Linked DNA regions of Homo sapiens: region 1 is linked to region 2. A link is a contact called in ENCODE Hi-C or POLR2A ChIA-PET data. All regions are on one chromosome and are shown on one strand. Each heading gives the region's core, a stretch centred on a gene start or an enhancer-like site at or near the end of the contact. The rest is flanking DNA. Distances are from core to core; before and after follow the strand shown. Region 1 overlaps RFTN1 (raftlin, lipid raft linker 1). Region 2 overlaps OXNAD1 (oxidoreductase NAD binding domain containing 1).

Region 1 (4,918 bases), core at 989-3,488, 210 kb before region 2:
TGGAGTTAACATGGCTAACTCCTGGCTTCTTCTACCCATCTCAGAAGATGGCCACTCCAGCCTTGCAGGTGCTGGTGACCAACCCTAGAGGTGTCTTGGATGCCCTCTTTTGCTCATCCCCTTTTTCCAAATCATCAGTCAATCCTGTTTTCTGCCTTCAAAACATATACAGAATTTGACCACTGCTCACACCTCTACTTACTGTCATCTGGGTTCCCTGCTGTCATGGTCAGTCATGGCCAGAGTAATTGATGTCTTCTTTCAGCTCGAAACCTTCCAGAGGCTTCCAACTCAGTCAGGGTAAAGCTGAAGTGCTCACGGCCCGGCCAGGCCTACGCTCTGTCTCCCCAGCCCTGTTTGACTTCACCCTGAGGTCTGCTCAGCCTCCCAGGGGCCCCACACCCCAGCTTGTTTGCACCTGCCACTGCCTTGCCTAGCCCACCCTCCCCCTTATCCCATGGCTCGCTCTGTGGCCTTCCTCATGATTTTGCTTAAACGTCACCTTCTGGGTGTGGCCTTTCCCAATCCCCGTATTTAAAACACTATACCTCCTCCTGTGATTGCTATCCCTCCCCCCTGCATTGTTGTTTTCTAGTTGGCATACTTTAAAAATGGGATTTTGTGTATTATTTTTATTTGTTTGTCTATTGCCTGTTTCTCGGCTTCTGAAGGTAAGGTCCATGAGGGCAGGCGTGCTCTTTTATTGTGTGAATCTCTTTTGTTTTACTTTGGTATCACTGGCATTTAGAACAGGGCCTTGCACATAGTAAGTGCTCATTACTTATTTATTGGATGAATCAATGGCCTAGAGTGGCAATCCTGTTAGAGCTCAGCCTTGAAGGAGTGTGATGGTTAATTTTATGTCATTTTTTCCTAGGCTACGGTGCCTAGTTTTTGGCCAAACACCAGTCTGGGTATTGCTGTGAGTTATTTTTTAGGCATGATGAACTTTGAAATCAGAAGACTTGGAGTAAAGCAGATCACCCTCCATCATGTGGGTGGACCTCATCCATTCAGTTGAAAGCCTTAAGAAAAAATACTGAGATCCACAAGAAGGAACTCTGACTCCAGACCGCCTTTGGATTCAAGATTGCAACATCAACTATTCTCTGGGTTTCCAGCCTTCTGGCCTGCCCTGAAGATTTTAAACTTGTCAGCCCCCCAATTTCATGAGCTAATTCCTTATAATAAATACCTCTATTTGTCTCTCTCTATCTGGGTACACACACACACACATCTGACTGGTTTTGTTTCTCTGGAGAACCCTGACTAATAGAGAAGATGAGAGGTACGGGAAAGGAATGTCAGGTGGAGGTCCACTGGAGGAAAAGGGTGGTGCCTGGAGAGTTCTGAGGGTGTACAAAAGATTGCAGTAGCTTAGCCTGACTTCACTCTAGGGTCAACTGTGAAAGGAAACAATGGGAGGTAGGACTGGAAAGGAGGGAGGATGGAGGGAGATTGAGGCTGAGGACTCCAAGCTGCACAGCAGATGTGATTATGCTCTTTGAGCCACTTGTGTGGTGTAAAATGGTTAATGTGGGAAAAGCTGGAGATAGGAATTAGATGGATGAGGGGGAGGCAGATTCCAGGAAAGCGTTGGTAGCTGTTGCGATGGCAGATTGGTTTGGAGAATAAAGTGGAGGAATGGATAGCATCCACCAGCTCTGGATGGGCCAATGTCAGGGTGAGGATGGTGGCGGGAGCAGGCTGATACTGGGGTTTTGGGCCTGGATGTTGGGAGGGCAGTGGTACCACCCAGAGACGAGAAATGCAGGAGGAAGAGCAAGCTTGTTGGGCAAGGTGCTGCATTCTGTGGGGCATATTCTTCCAGAAGTGCTGAGAAAGTCTCAGGTGAAGAGAGAAAGTTCCAGGTGGAGATGTTGAAACAGTTCTTGGAGATGTCTGCCTGGAGCTGGAGAGAAGACAGGCAGGCTGGGAAGGGAACTGGGGAGCTCTTGCCTGGAGCAGGTCAAGTTAGGGCAAGAGAGGGAGTGTGAGTGCTAAGGGAGAGACAATAGCATGTAAGTAACTTTTTTGAGCATACATAATACTATGTATTGGTGGTTCCCAAATTCTGTGCTAAGATACCGCAAGGCACTGCAGCAAAGGCACAGGGTGGCCAAGGGATATTTCACATCTTTGAGGGAAATGCAGCAATACTTAACATCTGTCAGATACCACGCTAACTACTAGCTTGAGGCACTTCACAATATCAACATCTGACAGTACCATATTACTCTTGATGATGTCATATCTTTACAAGCTACATTTTGGGTAGTTGCTAAGAAAATCAGTGTGGAACTGAAAATGAGGGTGGTGGTGTTCAGTGTGGTTCCAAGTTTTGAGAAGTTGCTCAGTGTCCAACAGATGCACACATCCCATTAGCAAGTAATTGTGGTTAGTTAAGAATGAAAGAAAAAATATTTCTTCTTTCAGTTTATGTGTGCTATTTTTCTGAAAGGCTGCTGTTGTTAGGCTGTGAATAAGTATTAAGTTGTTTGGACCTAACTACTTAATAAAACGAACTATTGGGTATTTTTTTTTTAGTCTAGGGCATGCCATTAAAAAATGTACAGAGAAACTAAGGGCACTGTGAACGGAGAAATCCTCAGAATCTCTGCCATATGTTGTTCTGGGTGTTATATATAGATTGTAAAAGAGTACACGCAGGGATAGAAAGATAGGGAGACAGGGAATGGCATGAGGACTGTGTCCAAGATGTCTATTTATCCAAAAATAAACTATCTGAAGCAAATAAGGTAAAAATGTAAGCACTTGTGAAATCCAGGTGGTGGATCCATGGACATCTCATTTTCTGTACTTTTCCATATGTTTGAAGTGGTTTATAATTAAAATAATTTTGGAAAAGTGAGGCAAGAGGATGGAGGAGGACAGAAATGTAGGAGGTGCCTGTGCTTGCCTGGGAGGATGGCAGAGGAGACTGGGAAGGGGTGTCTGAGGTAGAAAGAGATTCAAGAGATTGAGGGATGTGGAACTAAGCAGATCCGTATGGCTGAGCTCTGAACTGTGGTTCTCAGTCCTGGAGGTGAGGGTGTAGGAGAGATCCTGGGCCCTGCTGAGTCCTGGCTATTAGGAGATTGGAGAGGGCTAGGAGTGGGAAAAGACTGGGTTTGCTCCTAGAGCACTGATGCTCAACCCTGGCTGCATGTTAGCATCACTTGGGGGTTTTAAAAATAATGGTGCTCTGGCCCCACCCCTAAATGCCTGAGCATCAGGGCTTTTAACAGCTCTCCAGATGGTTCCAAAGTGCAGTCAAGATTAAGAGCCACTGCCACAGCTCAGGGTTTCTCAAACTGTACTGTGAGTCAAACTTTAAGGGATCATTTATTGCTCAAATACAGATTCTGATTCAGCAGGTCTGGGATGGGGCCTGGGATCCTGCATTTTTAACAAGATCCTGGATGCTGCTGCTGGTCTGAGGTCCACATGTTGAGTAGCAGGTTCTGAGTGGGAGCTATTTTTAGCGAAGGGTGGCTGGAGAGCAGCAGAGCAGAGATGGACTCAGGTTCAGACCCCTCCTGAGACAGACTGAGATGGTGGTAGGTGTGGGAGTTGGAGGAGTGGGGGTAAGCAAGTGTTTTCTTCTTATAATGCAAACACCACTCCTATTAGGTATCTTTTATTGTGTAACAAATTACACCAAAACTTGGCCGCTGAAGAGTCAGCTCTCAACCACTCCACAATGCCACTTCTCATATAGGAGCAAGACTTCTGTTAACATGAACTGCCTGGATTAATTATCTATTGATGGGTGGTAAATTGCCCTAAAACCTGGAGGCTTAAAACAACAAACATGTTATCTTGCATGGTTTCTCTGAGTCGGGAATCCAGAAATGGCCTAACTGAGTGCTTCTGACTTAGGGTCTCTCATGAGGTTGCAGTGAGGATGTTGGCCGGGCTGAAGGCTGTAGGATCTACTTCCACATGGGTGCTGAGTTAGTGCTGACTGTTGGCAGGAGGCCTCGTTGCCCTGCAGTGGAACTTCATCCTGCTGATAGAGTGTCCTCACAACATGGCAGCTGGCTTCCCCCAGAACGAGAGATCTAGGAGAGCGAGGTAGAACCCACAATGTTTCCTATAAAGTAGCCTGGGAAATCACACTCATTTCCACCATATCCTTCTGGTTACACAGGTCAGCCCTATTCACTGTGGGAGGGGACCACACAAGGGTGTGAATACCAGGAGGATCACTGAGGGTCGTCCTGGAGGCTGGCTGTGATATCCTTATTGTTTTCTTTTCTTTTCTTTCTTTCTTTTTTTTTTTTTTTTGAGACAAGGTCTCACTCCGTTGCCCAGGCTGGGCAGTAGCGTGCAGTGGCACAATCATGCAGTGGCGAGATCATGGCTCACTGCAGCCTCAACATCCTAGGCTCAAGCAATGTTCCCTCTTCAGCCTCCCGAGTAGCTGGGACCTGCCATGTCCAGCTAATTTCTTTTTTAAATTTTTTTGTAGAGACAGAGTCTTGCCATGTTGCCCAGGCTAGTCTTGAACTCCTGGGCTCAAGTGATTCACCTGCCTTGGCCTCCCAAAGTGTTCTTATTGTTTTCAACCATGAAAATAATGCATGCTCAACAAAGAAAACTTGAAAATGTAGCCCATAGTGTCATGACTCAGAAAAAAGTTCTGCTAACAGGTGGTTTATGAACTGCCAGTTTTTCAAAAGTATGGATTTTATAAACAAATACACAGGCACTTTTAAAAAGTGGTACCATATAAACCGTTAATACAGTTTGATATAGATTGTTCTTTACATCTGGCATTGGATCAGGAACACTTTCGACGGGTACATTTTAGTTTTCCTAGGGTTTCTTAGACTCTGTTGCAGGACAGCAAAAAGTCTGACACCATCTGAATACTCTACTGAACTTTTAAGTTTAATTTATATTTCTGGATCTA
Region 2 (4,403 bases), core at 288-2,787:
TGTAGTCCCAGCTACTTGGGAGGCTGAGGTAGGAGAATCACTCGAACCCAGGAGCAGAGGTAGCACTGAATCGAGATCGTGCCACTGCGCTCCAGCCTGGGCGACAGAGTGAGACTCCATTTCAAAAAAAAAAAAAAAAAGTTAAGAAGACAATCTACATAATGGGAAAAATATTTTTAAATAATATATCTATTAATATTAAGGTTCTTGTATTCAGATTATATAAAGAACTCTTACAACTCAGTAATAAAGAGACAACCAAATAAAAAACTGACAAAATACTTTAAATTAATATTTCTTCAAAGAAGACATATAAATGGCTAATAAGCACATGAAGAGATGTTCAACATCAATAGTCATTAGGGCAATGTAAGTCAAAATCATAATGAGCTGGCAGTTCACACCCACGTGGATGGCTATAATCAAAGAGACAAACAATAGTGTTAGGGTCTGGAGAAATTGGAACATTTATACATTGCTGGTGGGAATGTAAAATGGCACAGCCACTCTAGAAAACAATTTAATAGTGCCTGAAAATGTTAGTTAGTTAGCATATGACCCAACAATTCCATGCCTAGGTTTAGACCTAAGACAGGTGAAACTGTATGTTCACTCAAAAACTTGTACATGAATGTTCATGGCAGCATTATTCACAATAGCCCCAAAGTGGAAACAATGTAAATGTCCATCAGCTAATGAAGATATAAACAAAATGTGGCATATCCATACAATGGAATGAAGTACTGATACAGGCTACAACATAGATGAACCCTGAAATCATGTTAAGTGAAAGAAGCCAATCACAAAAAGACCACACACTGTATTGTATGATTCTGCTGGTATAAAATGTCTATAAGAGACAAATCCATAGAGACAAAATAGATTAGTGGTCATCTAAGCCGGGCAGGAGGATAGGGAATGAATAAGAATCATTACAGAGTTTCTTTCTGGGATAAAAATGTTCTAAATGTGATTGTGCTGATAGCTGCACAACTCTGTTAATATACTAAAACCTCTGAATTGTACACTTTAAATGTTTGAATTTTATATGAATATATCTCAACATAACAGTCTTTTTAAGTTTTAAAAAGTATGAAAAAAGGGTCAAGAAAAGCAACAAAAACTCTCCCACTAGTATTTGACAGACTTAATAGGCCGATATGGCCTCTGAGTTACACAAGTCTTAACGTTTCCTTCTTTTCTTCTAACCACATCCTGTAGTCTAGAACTCCTGGGTTTCAAGCTTTCAATAATTCTATGCCACAGAAACCCTTTTTTGGTGAGGATTCTAGGAAATGCAATAAACCTAGTCACATACCAAGAAAAATGTATTGGAACACAGAACCACAAAAAATTCTCATCCCCATATCTGGGAAACATAAACATCCAATCTAGGTGTTTCACAGCCATCACAAGAGCAAAAAGTATCATCCTTCCCCAGTTGCTTACCTACATACAGGCCTAAAAGAAAAGCAAAAGATGTTCTCTAATCTGATCTATGACCTTAAAAAAATATTCTCCTGCAGTCTATGGCCTTACATTTCCAGTCATTTATTATAAGTGTTTAAAAACCAGTTCTGGATTGGAAGTGCTCCAGAAAAGGTCTTTGGCCAACTTTAACCTATTTTCACTTGACTCTTTTCCATGAGTACTTTAACTTTCTTTTCATTTCTGACAAGATAAAAATTTAAAAGACTATCGTTAGCATTTGTTAACACAGTTGCTATATGCTATCACAGAGGAGGTATACAAAAATCTCCATTATTTCCATGTTTAAAAAATAAATACATTAATAAGCTACTTTTGCTGCTTCATCTCCTGAACTACAGTGCCCTCTGCTGCTCAATGCTGATGAAGGCCATTCTCTCAGTTGAATGAAAGGGAACCAACCCTCTTCTCTAGTAACTCTGGAAAGCTACCTTTGGAAAAAAAGGACTCCTTCATTAAAAAATACAGAAGAATTTAAGTTACATAAAAACTTCATCTGAATGGATTTAAGAAAATATGCACAATACATATTTCATAAAACATCTGTCCAAGAAAGAATTATACCTTAAACACACACCTTTAAAAATGTCCTTTGCAGGATGAGCACTCTTGGAGCCATGAGTTAAAGCCCTTACTATATACCCAATGAGTGAGTGTATGCAGAAGGAGCCTAGGTGCGCGGTGAAGCAGTGGATGTCCACATCCAACCATGACACACCAGGCAGCCAGGTCCTGTCCACAAAGGGAGCCCCAGTGCCAAGCACACAGCAGCTATACTATGAGATCCCAGAACTCTTTAGTCCTTGCCTACAGTTCTCAGAGCCCCTCACTCATTCACTTAATGCAAACATCTAAGAGAGCACCTGCCTACCATATACAGGCACTGTGGTACTTGCTGGAGGTACAAAGATGCACATATGTCTTAGTTGCTGCCCTCAATGAACCCACTCTAAGAGGAGGAAAATTAACAAATACATACAATTAAATGGGCAATGATAAAATCTGCTTAGCGTAGCGAGGCAAGGCAGAGGAAGGAGGAGTCAATTCTACCAGGAGTACAGGAATTAAGAAAGACTTCACAGAAGAGATGCCCTTTAAACAGTCTTAAAAGACACACAATGCTTACCAGATGAGTAATGGGGGAGGACACAGTTTGAAAAAGATGCCAAGGAATACAGTGCTATGTTATGTGCAGTCCTGTGAGAATCAGGGCTGCCACACATGCTTGTGTAGGTTGCAAGGATATTATCTATCTACAGTGTGGCAGCCCTGCTCAAGGGTAGGTATAAAGTCTTATTTCTCTAATCTTGCTCCTCCAGTGTTTCTTCTTGGTGTCCTCTTTCTCTCAGCAGGGCTCAAAGTTGCTTTCTAGCATCTAAACTTATGTTATCTTGTAGAAAGTCAGACACACTAGGACCAGGAATTCCCTCCACTCTGTGAAAATGCTTTGGCCTTACTTCCCCTCAGGAGGCAAGCTATACCCAGCCAAGTGTGGATTGAGTACTGACTGGGGCATCAGTGGTGACATGGTGGTGATAAGCCCCCACTCCTGCCTGGCCTGCCACTCTTCCAATCAACAGCTTCAGTGCAGGGAAACTGACCAAGGAGATAAGAATTGGAATCTGTCCCCTGGGCCTTATCAGCACATATGATCTAACTGAATGAAATACTTATTAGCAATAACAAAAGCTAAAATCAAACAAATGAAGTTAACAGTAGGCATTATGCTAAACACTTTAAATATCCCAAAACGTAGGAATACTACTGCTCCCTCTTTGAAGATATGAGAACTGAAGCCCAGACAAATAAGGAAACTGACCACATCACAGAGCTGGCTGGTAGAAAGCAAGCATGTGAGCTGAGCAGTCTCCAGGGCACTAGGCGACAATACACTGCTACCCACAGTAGCATAACCAATGCCAGAGGCAGGCAGTGAGCACCACAGCCAAATGTGAATCTAGAAACTCAGGGCAGCTGCACACTGTGTGAGGACCAGTGGTGGCATGCTCCAGACCCAAGAGTGAGTGCCAAGCTTTCCACCCCAAGGGAGGAGGAATTCTGGTCAAGGGCAGGCCTCACCAAGGAGCTAGCAAGTGGTAGGCCTACTAGTAAGATGAACCAAGAAGTTCAACCCTGCTCATGTGAGAGATGTTTTGAGGTGGTTCTGCCTTTGGCCTTTCTCTCGGGATTGGATTGCTACAGTTCTTGGAACTGGTTTATTGCTACAGGAACCAGCCCTCTCTGCAAGGCCCAGTAAGAATACAGTGTAGTGCAAAAAGAGCCCCTTGAGGCCTATATCTGATCTATGCTGAAGGTGTCTACATGGGGATCTGTGGCCAAAGCTCCAGCTAGTCACAGACAACATTCATTTATTTAGTTAGAGTTGTGCCTGGAACCTCATTCTCAGAGTTTGGTAGGTGTCAGAGGAAGCCACTGGTCAAAAATTCAGAGATGTGGAATCACGGCCCAATCTCTTACCCCAAAGATAAGCCCAACAGCAACCCTCTCCTTGATTTCTAGCAGCTCTCCAGTCTGATAATCCTACCTACACAAACTGCATGGCAGCCACATCCTCACTTCCTATCCCTAATCCTTGCCCTCTTCTCCAAAGTACCACATGGCTGTTACTACCAAGCTGATGGTCTGAGACAGCCTAGAGCACAAAGCCATTCAAGCAACAGCATGGAAGGGACAGACACCGCCAACCTCAGCAAAATGGCCATTCTGTGACCATAAGGTCAAATATCAAAAGGAACTCACAACCCCTAGAACCATAAATCAATGGTAAGGGTAAAATTTGTTGAAAGAGGAGGGCCCAGGGGCCTGGAATGAATGCTGATCAACACCTGGGAGGGAAAGCGTCACACACTACCAGCCAGTGATCCTTACCCGCCAAGTCCGACCTCCGAAGAAGT

What was found. A loop is a pair of places that touch in the nucleus more often than their neighbours do. ChIA-PET counts read pairs that join two places held with the same protein, here RNA polymerase II (POLR2A). Pooled maps may share reads with other maps.
Region 1: a map with no recorded cell type shows a loop between it and region 2 (2.8-fold over the local background). The contact joins two enhancer-like sites. A Hi-C loop is called at or near these places in 61 of 168 maps with a recorded cell type or tissue (CD4-positive, alpha-beta T cell, CD4-positive, alpha-beta memory T cell, CD8-positive, alpha-beta T cell and 34 more), 12 of 37 single-sample maps with no recorded cell type and 39 of 50 pooled maps. POLR2A ChIA-PET finds 5 or more read pairs at or near these places in 24 of 52 experiments (A549, AG04450, B cell and 18 more).

What each region holds. Positions count from the first base shown.
Region 1 is chr3:16,501,756-16,506,673 of GRCh38, reverse strand. All of the region lies in intron 1 of RFTN1 (raftlin, lipid raft linker 1), which reads left to right. Among named protein-coding and RNA genes, the nearest start is that of RFTN1, 9.5 kb to the left of the region's middle. Within about 2 kb of position 2,238, at least 3 of the 41 ENCODE cell types and tissues checked have a DNase peak (open chromatin) inside an H3K27ac peak, as active enhancers do; they include B cell and OCI-LY7, where a contact is called at or near this core.
Region 2 is chr3:16,287,930-16,292,332 of GRCh38, reverse strand. The region is part of intron 5 of OXNAD1 (oxidoreductase NAD binding domain containing 1); the gene reads right to left. Among named protein-coding and RNA genes, the nearest start is that of OXNAD1, 25 kb to the right of the region's middle. Within about 2 kb of position 1,537, at least 7 of the 41 ENCODE cell types and tissues checked have a DNase peak (open chromatin) inside an H3K27ac peak, as active enhancers do; they include B cell and OCI-LY7, where a contact is called at or near this core.